Linked DNA regions of Homo sapiens: region 2 is linked to region 1. A link is a loop called in an ENCODE intact Hi-C map of the cell type or tissue named here. Cell type or tissue: IMR-90. All regions are shown on one strand. Links, peaks and the distances in the headings refer to the core of each region. The heading gives the core; the rest is flanking DNA. Region 1 overlaps KLF12 (KLF transcription factor 12). Region 2 has its middle 20 kb from the start of LINC00402.

Region 1 (5,391 bases), core at 1-5,000:
AAAATCAGTCTAGTGATGAAATGATTGAAATCTCAAGCCATATTTAAGAAAGCTTTGTCTCTTTTCAGTTGTCTGGCAGATGATATTCATGGTTCATTTCATGTTTATGGTTATTCACCCTTTTGTTTATTAAAAATAAAGGTTGAGTTTACTATAAGTGATTTCTCTGAATTCTTATTGAAGTCCTCATTTAATGGGAGCAGAGGGGAGAGCAAAACTGGTCAAATAGATCATCGATTATGTTGTTTATATATATATATAAAATAAAGATTCTTTCTTTAGGCTTTAAACCCATAAAAATGTGGAAGGTGAAATGGTCAATGCACTAACCAAATGATGTAACCGAGAAAGATGAGCAAATAGGAGAAAGAGAGGCACCTAACAGCACCAGCCTCATTTCACTCATTTATACCACAAATATTCCAGGTGTTTGGAAGATAGCAGTGGTCAAAATAAGGTCTCTGCTCTCACAAAGGTTCACTCATGTCTTCTGTGTCTGATACTTCTGGTTTGCACAGCTGAGCCTAAAGACTTCCACTCCTAAAAGCTTGGCTCTTTTTGAGAATATTCTTAAAATATGTCAGACAGTACTTTAGCCTTCCATTGCTTACCACTAACATACAACACGTATGAGCCTGTCTTAGCTAAGTGAGGTATTAAAAAATTTTAAGAGCAGATGGAGCAAGGACCGATCAGTTAGAATAGATTCTGGCACCAAAGAACTGGATTCTGCACTCATCAAGAGCTTGTGATTCATGATGACCAGTGGCTTCCTAGGTGCTCTCAGATTTACTCTCCTTCCTTCTCATTAGTGGAGTCTTACCCAAGTTCCCTGTTCTGTGTTGAGCAGTGGTCACAGTTTCCTGCTGGGTTTCTATCTCACTGTCTTCCCATTGCCAGTTCTCATGTGAGGGGTCACCCACCTTACATTCTGCCCTCAGATACGGCACTGAGGAGATTTAGTAATCCATATACTGTCTAACCATCTTTAAAATCCTGAGCATTCAAAATACTGAATGAAACTAATAGTTTTGATTTTTTTCATTCCTTTTAAAAATATATATTCATATTGAAAGGGATTTGAAAAACTAAAGGAAGAATTTTGGTCCCTAAATCAGCTTACCCAGGGTGAAAGTGGGTGGTGCTGACATGTAGGTGTGTAGATTAAATTCTGAAATATATTTGCAGTGCAAATGGCCAGACACACAGAAAAATCCAAACTAAAAATCAAATCATTGACCATGAACAGGATGTGTCAGAATCCCTTCCCTTTTATATGAGGCACAGGACCCAAGCACGTGGCCGTCTTCCATCCTCCAGGAAATAGCTTACAAGGAGAATTAGAAGTTTCTCTAGGAAATCCCGCTTTGATTCAAGCCTTAATATGATCACTTCCACGAACTCCACAAAAACAACATTCTAGTCTTTTCAGGCAAGTGGACCAATAAAAAATATAGAATTATTTTCTTATTCATTTGGCAAGATTTATTGAATGTCATTCGAAACTACAAGGAGCTCGCCGTCTTATAAGAGAGATATCTGCAGGCAGATAACTTTAATACAGCATGGGAAGTGGAAAAATTTGGATGGATAAAATGTATTATGGGATTCTGGAGGAAAGCTAACCAGCCTAGAGTGAGCATCAGGATGCGTCATGGAAGACAGGGAATGTCTGAACTGTGTCCTAAAGATGTGTTAGGAATTAGGAAATAGTTGGGTGTGAAGGAAAAGTGGTTGGGAGAAAATTGTGTTCAGAGATAGCGAATGTGTGAAGGGCCCAGAGGTGTCAGGAACATGGGGAAACTATGTACACTTTGGAGGCAAGTGGAGTGGGACTGGACTCCGTTTGTACTGTGTTCAGGAACTTAGAATGTGCATTCCTGGTGATGACTTATCCTGCATTTTCTCCCCGCTCAGTTTACATTCCTTTTTCTCTTTCATATTCTCTTTTCCAGTCTCTTAACAATTGTCAGTTAGTGTATGGTACAGGAAACACGAACCACTCTAAGTATTTCAGGAGAACAGGAATTTAGTATAGCGAATGCTCGCTTATTCATTGAAGAGAAGGAGGGATGGAAGTCAGGTCTGCCTCCCCATCATTGATTTCAGGACACGCCACCATAGCTGTGAAGCAGAGACAGAGAAGCTGCTGCTGCTGTTGCGAGTACTACAGCTGACACAACTGCCTCCCCCGCAGACTAGTAACTCGACTCTGCAACGTTGAATGTTGTTGCTGGCAACCAAACCAGCAAGATGACCTCCCTCTCATTTCCTCCTTCTGACTCTTAAATGAGAACATCTCACTGGCAGAATACAGAACCTTAATGTTGAGGAGCTTGATGCTTCAGGGAGATGATTAGAAAGCAGTGGCAATGGATGACAGGCAACAACTAATCAGTCATATCTCATACTTTGTACTTATTTATATGTTGCATAAGTAAAAATGTTAAATTTGATTCCTGCCCCCCACTGATCCCAGTTTCCCCAAAGAAACTATCTGGTGACCAGAAAAAAAGTCCAAGGAAGTCAACAAGGGATTAAAAAGAAATCTGGAGAGTAGAAGGCCCCTGGCTGGTCCAGAGAAGAAAGAAATATATTTGAAAGACAAAAGAGATGACAAGGCTTAGAGGGAAATCTTTATTGTAGCTAATTTGAGTTTGTTCTCAGTGATTATCCCTCCACCCCAATTTCCACTTTAACCTTCCGTTTCTCTTGACTTCAGCCTCATCAGGTCTCTGAAGGCAAATGTTCTAGCATTATGGATATCATAAAGCTGAATGACTGTCTAGGCGTGAGGACACAAGTATTGCTTTAAGAATGTATTTAAAACAGCCATGTAAACACACACACATGCACATCCGTCTGGCAGTTACCTTTAAGTACTTTTAAGATTTTTTTATCTCTATGTCAGAATAAATACCAAGGCATGGACTTCAAAGAAGGAAATGTTTGAAAAGTGCTAACCATAGAAACCAACCAAAGTTGTGTTGGCATGTATTTTTAAATGTTACTGTTAAAATCAGTTAGATACTGTGTACATTGCCCAAATCATATAAGTAAAATGTTATTGCAGCATAGTATATGGGCATCTGGTAAATCTTCAACTTGCTGACAGGTTTGGTTTTGTTGTGTTTGCCAAATGAGAAATGAAGCAATCAGGGAAAACTGACGCTGTGCTCTGATTATGTTCTGAATAAGAAGGAAGAACTGCTTGATGACGTCACAGTGATGGCAACCTGGGGAAAATGAGAATTTATATTGGAGCTTGTAAAAGTAAGAAAAGCAATGTTAGATATAGAATGGAGAGGTGAACCTTAGGAAAGCTGACTTACAATGCCTTAAATGGCAGAAAAGTTCTTTTAGTTCAACATAAATGAGAGATTCAAAGAATGTTCTAACTGGGTAATCGTACATCGTATAAACAAGCTAGACATGAAAACCATGTCGAGAAGGAATCAGCGTGGCTCTACTCAGAGCCTTCTGATTTTGAACTACAAGGACAAGTTAGCCAGGGCCACAGAACTGTTCAGTACTTGTTTTGTCAAAGGAGAAAGCAACCTCTTAACATTTAGAAAGGGAAACAAATTTACTTAAGAGGAAATTAAAGCCTTCAATAGAAGAGAAATTGATCAGAGACCATCTGATTTATCACTTTGTCATTGAGTCCATTTCTTCATTTAACAACTATTAAAGAGTAATTACAAGTTACCAGGAACTATGTTATATGCTGAGTATATTATATATACTCAGCATATAACTGTTATAGATATGGATATAGATATAATTTATCTATGTACTTGCAGAATAATTATAGAAAATCTAGGAGAAATCAAAGATAAGGGGACTGGGCCAGATATGTCTACAATTTTGAAAATGTAAAATTAAACCCTGAAAAATATATATTGCTATACTTGTTGGAATTTACAATGTATTATTAAATGCAATAGTTCAGGTAGGTAGGAAAATAATACTAACAATCATATAAACTTACATGTGTTTCCTGAGAAGAAATCACAACAAATGTATTTTTTAGTTTGTGGACATTGAAAAAGTACCATCAGTATAATTTGGCATGATTTTAGCAAGATATTTCTCTTTTTCTTATAGTTGTTTTTGATGAACAAAAGAGAAAACTTACTCTGAATAATGGTGCATCTATATAATAGCTTTATTCTTCACAAAATACATACATAATGTTTAATGAATTAAAGTTTACCTGCAGAAAGGTCTAAATTAAGGACTTTTTTGTTTCTGTAAGTTTTTTTAAAATTGTATAACACATGGAGAGATGTACAAATTATAAGTACAGTTTGCAAATTTTTCACAAAGTAAACACAGATATATGTAACTAACAATCAGATAAAGAAATAATAATTTATATGCCCATTGATGTCTCATCCTAGTCACTACCCATTTTCAAGAGTAATGATTATCCTTTAAAAAATATGACTTTAAAAAATATGGATTTGTTTTGCCAATTTGTAAATTTAGGCAGGTTTTGATAACAAGTATGCCAGCTTCATAAAACCATTCACTATGTGTTTCTTCTTTTTTTGTTCCGTGGAAGAGTTTGTGTCAGATTTGGGTGATTTATTTGATAAGTGTTTGAAACAATTCTTGAAGCAAACTTATTAAACAGTTCTGTTTTTTAGAATTTAAAAATTTATCGGAATAAACCTTTTTATAACAATCTTATTGTTTTTAGGCCAGGCGTAGTGGCTCACGCCTGTAATCCCAGCACTTTGGGAGGCCAAGGTGGGCAAATCATGAGGTCAGGAGTTCGAGAGACCAGCCTGGCCAATATGGTGAAACCCCATCTCTACTAAAAATACAAAAATTAGCTGGGCATGTTGTTGTGCACCTGTAGTCCCAGCTACTCGGGAGGCTGAGGCAGAAGAATCACTTGAACCCGGGAGGCGGAGGTTGTGGTGAGCTGAGATTGTGCCACTGGACTCCAGCCTGGGGGTGACAGTGAGACTCTGTCTCAAAAACAAAAAACAAACGAACAAAAATCTTAATATTTTTATAATGTCTGTAGGCTTTGTACTGAAATCACCCCCCCCCCCCACCGCCCCCGCCTTTTTTCTTTTGAGATGGAGTTTTGCTCTTGTTGCCCAGGCTGGAGTACCATCTCGGCTCACCGCAACCTGCACCTCCTGGGTTCAAGTGATTCTCCTGCCTCAGCCTCCCGAGTAGCTAGGATTACAGGCACATGCCACCATGCCCGGCTAATTTTATATTTTTAGTAGAGACGGGGTTTATCCATGTTGGTCAGGCTGGTCTTGAACTCCCGACCTCAGGCCTCCCAAAGTGCTGGGATTACAGGCATGAGCCACTACACCCAGCATTTTTTTTTTCTTTTTTTTTTTGAGAAGGAGTTTCGCTCTTGTT
Region 2 (5,391 bases), core at 182-5,181, 340 kb before region 1:
AAAATTTAACTATGCTACTTGACTCAGCTCTGAGCAACAATAACATAGTCATAGCAATATAAATAATGACCATGAATTCAACAAAACTAATGTAAAAACATTATATTAAAACAATAGGTAAAGAGGAAGTATGAGATGAGGTAAAAATGCTAAATCTTCATTTGATAAGAGAGAAATACATAGTAATTAAAATTGACAGTTAAAAAACAGCATTAGAAAATATAAGAAAGTAAATGCCCAAAGAAATAGCCAAGAGAGCTTGTGAAAGGGAACACAGGACTAGGATATTTGGGCTTCAAGGAGATATTTTTCAATACCAACCTTGTAAAGATTTTTTTTAGAGTTCGAACTATGTTAATATATTACTTGGGAAAGTGAAAAATAATATTTCAAATAGAATGAAAATTAAACTGGAAGGAAGGAAGGAAGGGAGGAAAGAAGGGAGGGAGGGAGGAAGAGAGGGAAGGGGGAGGGAAGGAGGGAGGGAGGAAAGGAGGGAAAGAGGAAGTTTTCATCCATGTATTTCATTCTAACTACCAGTTAAAGGAAATAATCTGTGTGGTCAATTCTATAGATGCCAAAAAAAATTGATACAATTCTATACCCATTGCTGATATAAATGAAATAAAGGAAAAAAGCCCAAAGCAAAAATAAACAAGAATTTCTCTTTATCTGTTAAAAAAGAGCTTCCTGAAGTCTACAGCAACCACTGTGCTATTAAAATGACAAACCAGATGAGAACAAGAATAGTTACTCTCAACACTAAAATTTAGTAATTACTTACAATCACAGCCAATACCACCGACTAGAAAAATAAAAAAAGTCAATGTCATGAACAATGACCACAGTATATTGTTAAGTGAAAAAAAAAGATGTTTTAGTACGTTCCCATTTATGTGTGTGTGTATACATACTACTAAAAAGTAATATAAGATAAAATTTAACACAGATCATCTCTGGGTAGAATTATGTATGACTTTTAGCTTTTATTTGCTGATATATGTGTGCAGTTTTCTACTGTTGCAGAATTTTTGAAAATTTCTACAATGTTCTACACGATTATTATATATTATACTTTTTATTAGTGCCACATTCATTCTAAGAAACTTTCTTATTTTTTTTACCTTTCTGAAAAACATGTCCTTATCAACCATCTTCTTCTCCATTCCTTCCATCTTTGTTAATAAACTTGAAACTGTAACTGAAAAAAAAGAATTTAAACACATAATTTATGTTTAAATTACCTCCATGTATTTTTCTGCGCTTCAGAGAAGAATTGATCCTGAGTAAAATGGTGAAATTGAAGAGATATTTCTTTAATAGCTCCCTGACTCCCTTTTTTGTCTCTTCCACTTCTATTTCAGTTTTCCTGAAATCAATTATGAATTGATTTTTGAGTGTAAGTTTGCGGTTGTTTACACTCATCAAGATAGTCAAATTTTAAATCTTTCATCCCATAGTTGGTGCTTCCCAAGGTTCTGATCTGGGCCCTACTTGATTTCATAAATACTTAATTGCTGTTAGACTGTCCTCCCATGACATCTGTGCGTGCCTCAGTTTTGGTAGCAAAGAACTCTTCTTAATGAAACTCCAATTAATGTACCTAAACTACAATTATATCATCCATTCCTTTTGTAAAATGCAATGGCTGATGCCCAAAGCATGCTAGACTCTCTCACCTTTTAGCTGTCCAGCATAATCAAGAGCTTCTCTTTCTGCCAGTTGACTTGTATGTGCACCGAAAAGTTGGCACCAAAAAGTTGGTAACATTTCTTCCCAAACCAGTTGTCCTTACTGTTTTAATGATATAATTAAATTATATTCTAAATGTGATTTTGAAAAGTGTGACAAGGGTTGTTTCTATGAAAATGCACGTGAATATTTTTAAAAACTGAATAAAGGTGAGTTGCTAAAAATAACACTGTTAAATTAAATGTTGGCAAGATAACTAAAACACTAGTTTATAAAACTAATACCAACCCAGTACAGTCTTCACTCATTACTTTGCAAGTTTCTTTGATTTTTCACTCCACTTTGAAAAATAAAAACATTAAACCATATGTCATGCATTATGTGGTATATGTAAAAAAAAGCAATGCATAATTATAAGCAGAAGATCTTTACCCAAAGAAAAGGCCTTGACTTATATCAAAAGATCAGTGAATGAGGTCACAATTTTATGTTTTAAATGTAAGTATGAAAAGGTATTTTTAAATTCCCTCCTATAACCAAATTTTATAATTGGGTTAATAAACCAACTTCTGGACCAAACTGCATTTGTTAAAAAATCTTCAACTGAACATCAAAATTATTCATTTACATATCTGCCTCTCCTACTGGAAAAGGAGTACAATCACTACATACAGGTCTTACTCTTTGTTCTCTAGAACCAACTAAATACCCTTAATAAATGTTTGCCTCCTAAAAACATTCAATGGCTCCTCATGGAAGAATAACATAATGTCAAATTCTTGATTTTTACATTCAAAATTTCCTGTGAATTTTTATTAAACTTCATAAATCCAAATTGAAGCCCGCGGGCAAATTGTTCTGCTTGATTTCCTTTAGCAAAAGATCAAAACTATTTATCTGCCTTTCCTCATGTGGTTCGTCCACTTAGAATGCTCTGTCACTCATTTCAACATCCTATCCAACCATAACCCTAATTCACACAGCCATTCAGGGAGGTCTAAAATGCTTTCCCTAACTCCTTACCCCGACCTGATGGTTGGCTATTTTCCTTTCTGGTATCGAAGCACAAGTCATGATAAGCCAGCTCACTCTGGAAAATCCTGGGACTGGCTGAAAACCCAAACAACAAACCAGCAAGGACCCAAGGGAACTGGTCTTACTCAGAGCTAAATGTAGAAATTCAGAGATGCCATTGAGCAGCTGAGACACAGCACTGGGCATGGTTATAAGTTGAGTAATGATTCAGACAAGAGTCAGCCCAAGACTTCCAAGCCCAGAGCACAGGAAAGGCAATAATAATGTGGGTGGAAGACTGCCATCATCCTTGAGTTGTGCTGTGAACTTACAGACTCCAATAAGATCTCAGAGACTCTCTGGGCTACAGGACTGTGCAACTGGTGTGATTCTCTCCTCCTTACCTCGGTTGGGCAGTGTTACAAGGCCAACTTGGGTGTGTAAAGAGCAAATGTGAAAGCCAGATTGAAATAGGCTACGAATGCCTGTGAGTTGGCAACCAGCCAGGATTAGGAGATAACATGGGTACTTAGCAAGATCCCAAGAGAACACTGGATCTGAGGCCTGGAGAACAATAGAAATAATTTATTACAGGAGTCCAAGAAACCAGCTGGCTCACCAGGTACCATGTCTGAAGTACTGACTTAATTTTAAACCATGAAAAATGGGGGATTTTCATGAAAGGGAAGCACTAAAGTTATAGATAATTCCTAATTTAGAAAATGCTCAGTAACTGGCTGGATCATAACTTTAGCAAAGGGTATGAATTCAACCAAATTTTATGACCTTAGAAGAGGCATAGATGGGGGAAATGACATCGTCTCACAGATTAAAAACAGTTTGACTGAGAAATTGGGCTAACATTTCATAGCATAGCTAACTAAAAGATTAATAAACCAGTGACTTAATGTAGATTTTTAAATACAGCAGGCTTTAGAATCTTTGGACAATTTTGATGGTAAGCAGTTGCAGGGCAAAAAGCATAATTTTACTGAGCTAAACAACTCAAGTGAAGCTTCTTCAGACTTGAGGTGATGAAAAAATTTTAAAATTTAAAAGAAGAGAAGCTTCTTCATTCACCATAATAATTTTTTAAAATCTGTTAGTTACCAAGTCACCATGTTTTAGGACCATATTTCTGGATTCCTAGAGAATGCCATTTACTATGACTTGATAAAAATCTAAGTCAACTGCTATTCAGATTCATTTGCTATTAACGAAGCACCTGGATCAACTCTTTCTAATCTCTTTGCAATGGTGTTTTGAGTTTTGCCAGGTATCTGTTTTATAATATTGTCACATCCCCAAAGTAATGATATAAAAAATAAATATTAACAAAATTCATACATATGCAGTATCTTCTTCCATGAAATACTACCTGACTTTGGGCATCTTTTAAGAGCTACAAACCAGTTTCACACATTTGGTCAAAGAATTGGAATAAATTAGGTGTCAACTTTATAGCCTGATTCTTATCTCTTTTCTTCTGGTTTCATTATATCTGTTTTTAGTATTAGTTGTGTAAAATCTTTTAAGATATAGAGAAGTACAACTAACAATATAGTTAATAATTATTGGGCACTTATGTGCAAGAACTTATTGTAGGCACTTCACATATATGATGTAATCTAACCCACACAAGATTATCTCAAGGATCTATCCTTACATTTGTTATTTTGTGAATGAACAACCTACAATCCTTTTACAATCATAGTCCTAAGATTGTCTAAGATCACACAGCTAGTAAGAGGTGGACCTGGGGTTTTTAGCCAAGTTCTCAAATTTTTTAACTATACATTTAATTGTCTGTGTGTGTGTGTGTGTGTGTGTGTGTGTGTGTGTGACTAAGATGTTATCTCCTTCATTCTTTTATACAAAAATTTTATTTTCTTCTTAGGAAATTTATTGAACATTTAGTGCATTGCTCAGTGTACAGAGTATTTAGTAGGAATCAGAAATGGCTAAAAATCAATCCCAGTGCTCAGAAGCTTATCGTAGATGGTAAATATTTTCCAATTAAAATGACAACTTTTTAAACGGGAAAAAAATGAAGAGAACTGGGTGTTTGGCCCTCAAAGTTAGCCTCGGACACTTAGATGTTGCAGGAAGGAAATTAAGTGGCTCTCACTGCACTTCACCGAGAGTAACTTAAACATTGTGAAGAATGGAATCCAATATCTATTGAATACAAATGGAGTTTGTGTCATTATCCTTGGCTATGGAACACGTTTTTAATATGCTTGTCTATGTGATAAGATTGTAAGTTCTTCAAGTGTCGAGACTTTTTTTTAATATTTCTGTAATGCCACAAAATCTAGTATACTGTTACGTCACTCAAGATCGGATTTAACTGAATTGAGATAAGATCTTTTATCTGTATTTAGTGCTCCCGTATGAAATACTTGGGAAATTTCTCATCTTTCTTCCACAGCACTTAAGCTGCTGCAAAGATAACCAAACAACAGTTTGTCCACAATTCCCATTCCCAACGCAAAATAAAGCTCTGCCCCTTCACTCTTTCTTAAAGAAGTGTTTCTTTTTTAAAGAAAAATTTTTTAGACACAGTGTCTCACTGTGCTGCCCAAGCTGCCTCAAACTCCTGGCCTCAAACAGTCCTCCCATCTTAGCCTCCCAAGCATCTGGGACTACAGGCAAAAGCCACCATGCCTGGCTCATATGTTTTTA

Evidence for each region. Hi-C counts contacts between places; a loop is a spot of excess contacts. Peaks named below come from ENCODE experiments on the same cell type or tissue, not always from the same donor. Only the 100,000 strongest peaks of a DNase experiment are listed, where the experiment ranks them.
Region 2: a loop joins it to region 1, with 3 times the contacts of the local background. A loop is called at or near these places in 1 of 110 quality-filtered maps.

What each region holds. Positions count from the first base shown.
Region 1 is chr13:73,868,004-73,873,394 of GRCh38, reverse strand. The region is part of intron 3 of KLF12 (KLF transcription factor 12); the gene reads left to right. Among named protein-coding and RNA genes, the nearest start is that of LINC00393, 210 kb to the right of the region's middle. In IMR-90, for the core only: no CTCF peak of the experiment used is centred there; a DNase peak (open chromatin) is centred at 2,194; H3K4me3 peaks cover 1,187 bases; H3K27ac peaks cover 2,147 bases.
Region 2 is chr13:74,208,681-74,214,071 of GRCh38, reverse strand. It overlaps a transcript of KLF12 not described here. Among named protein-coding and RNA genes, the nearest start is that of LINC00402, 20 kb to the left of the region's middle. In IMR-90, for the core only: no CTCF peak of the experiment used is centred there; a DNase peak (open chromatin) is centred at 2,861; H3K4me3 peaks cover 234 bases; H3K27ac peaks cover 695 bases.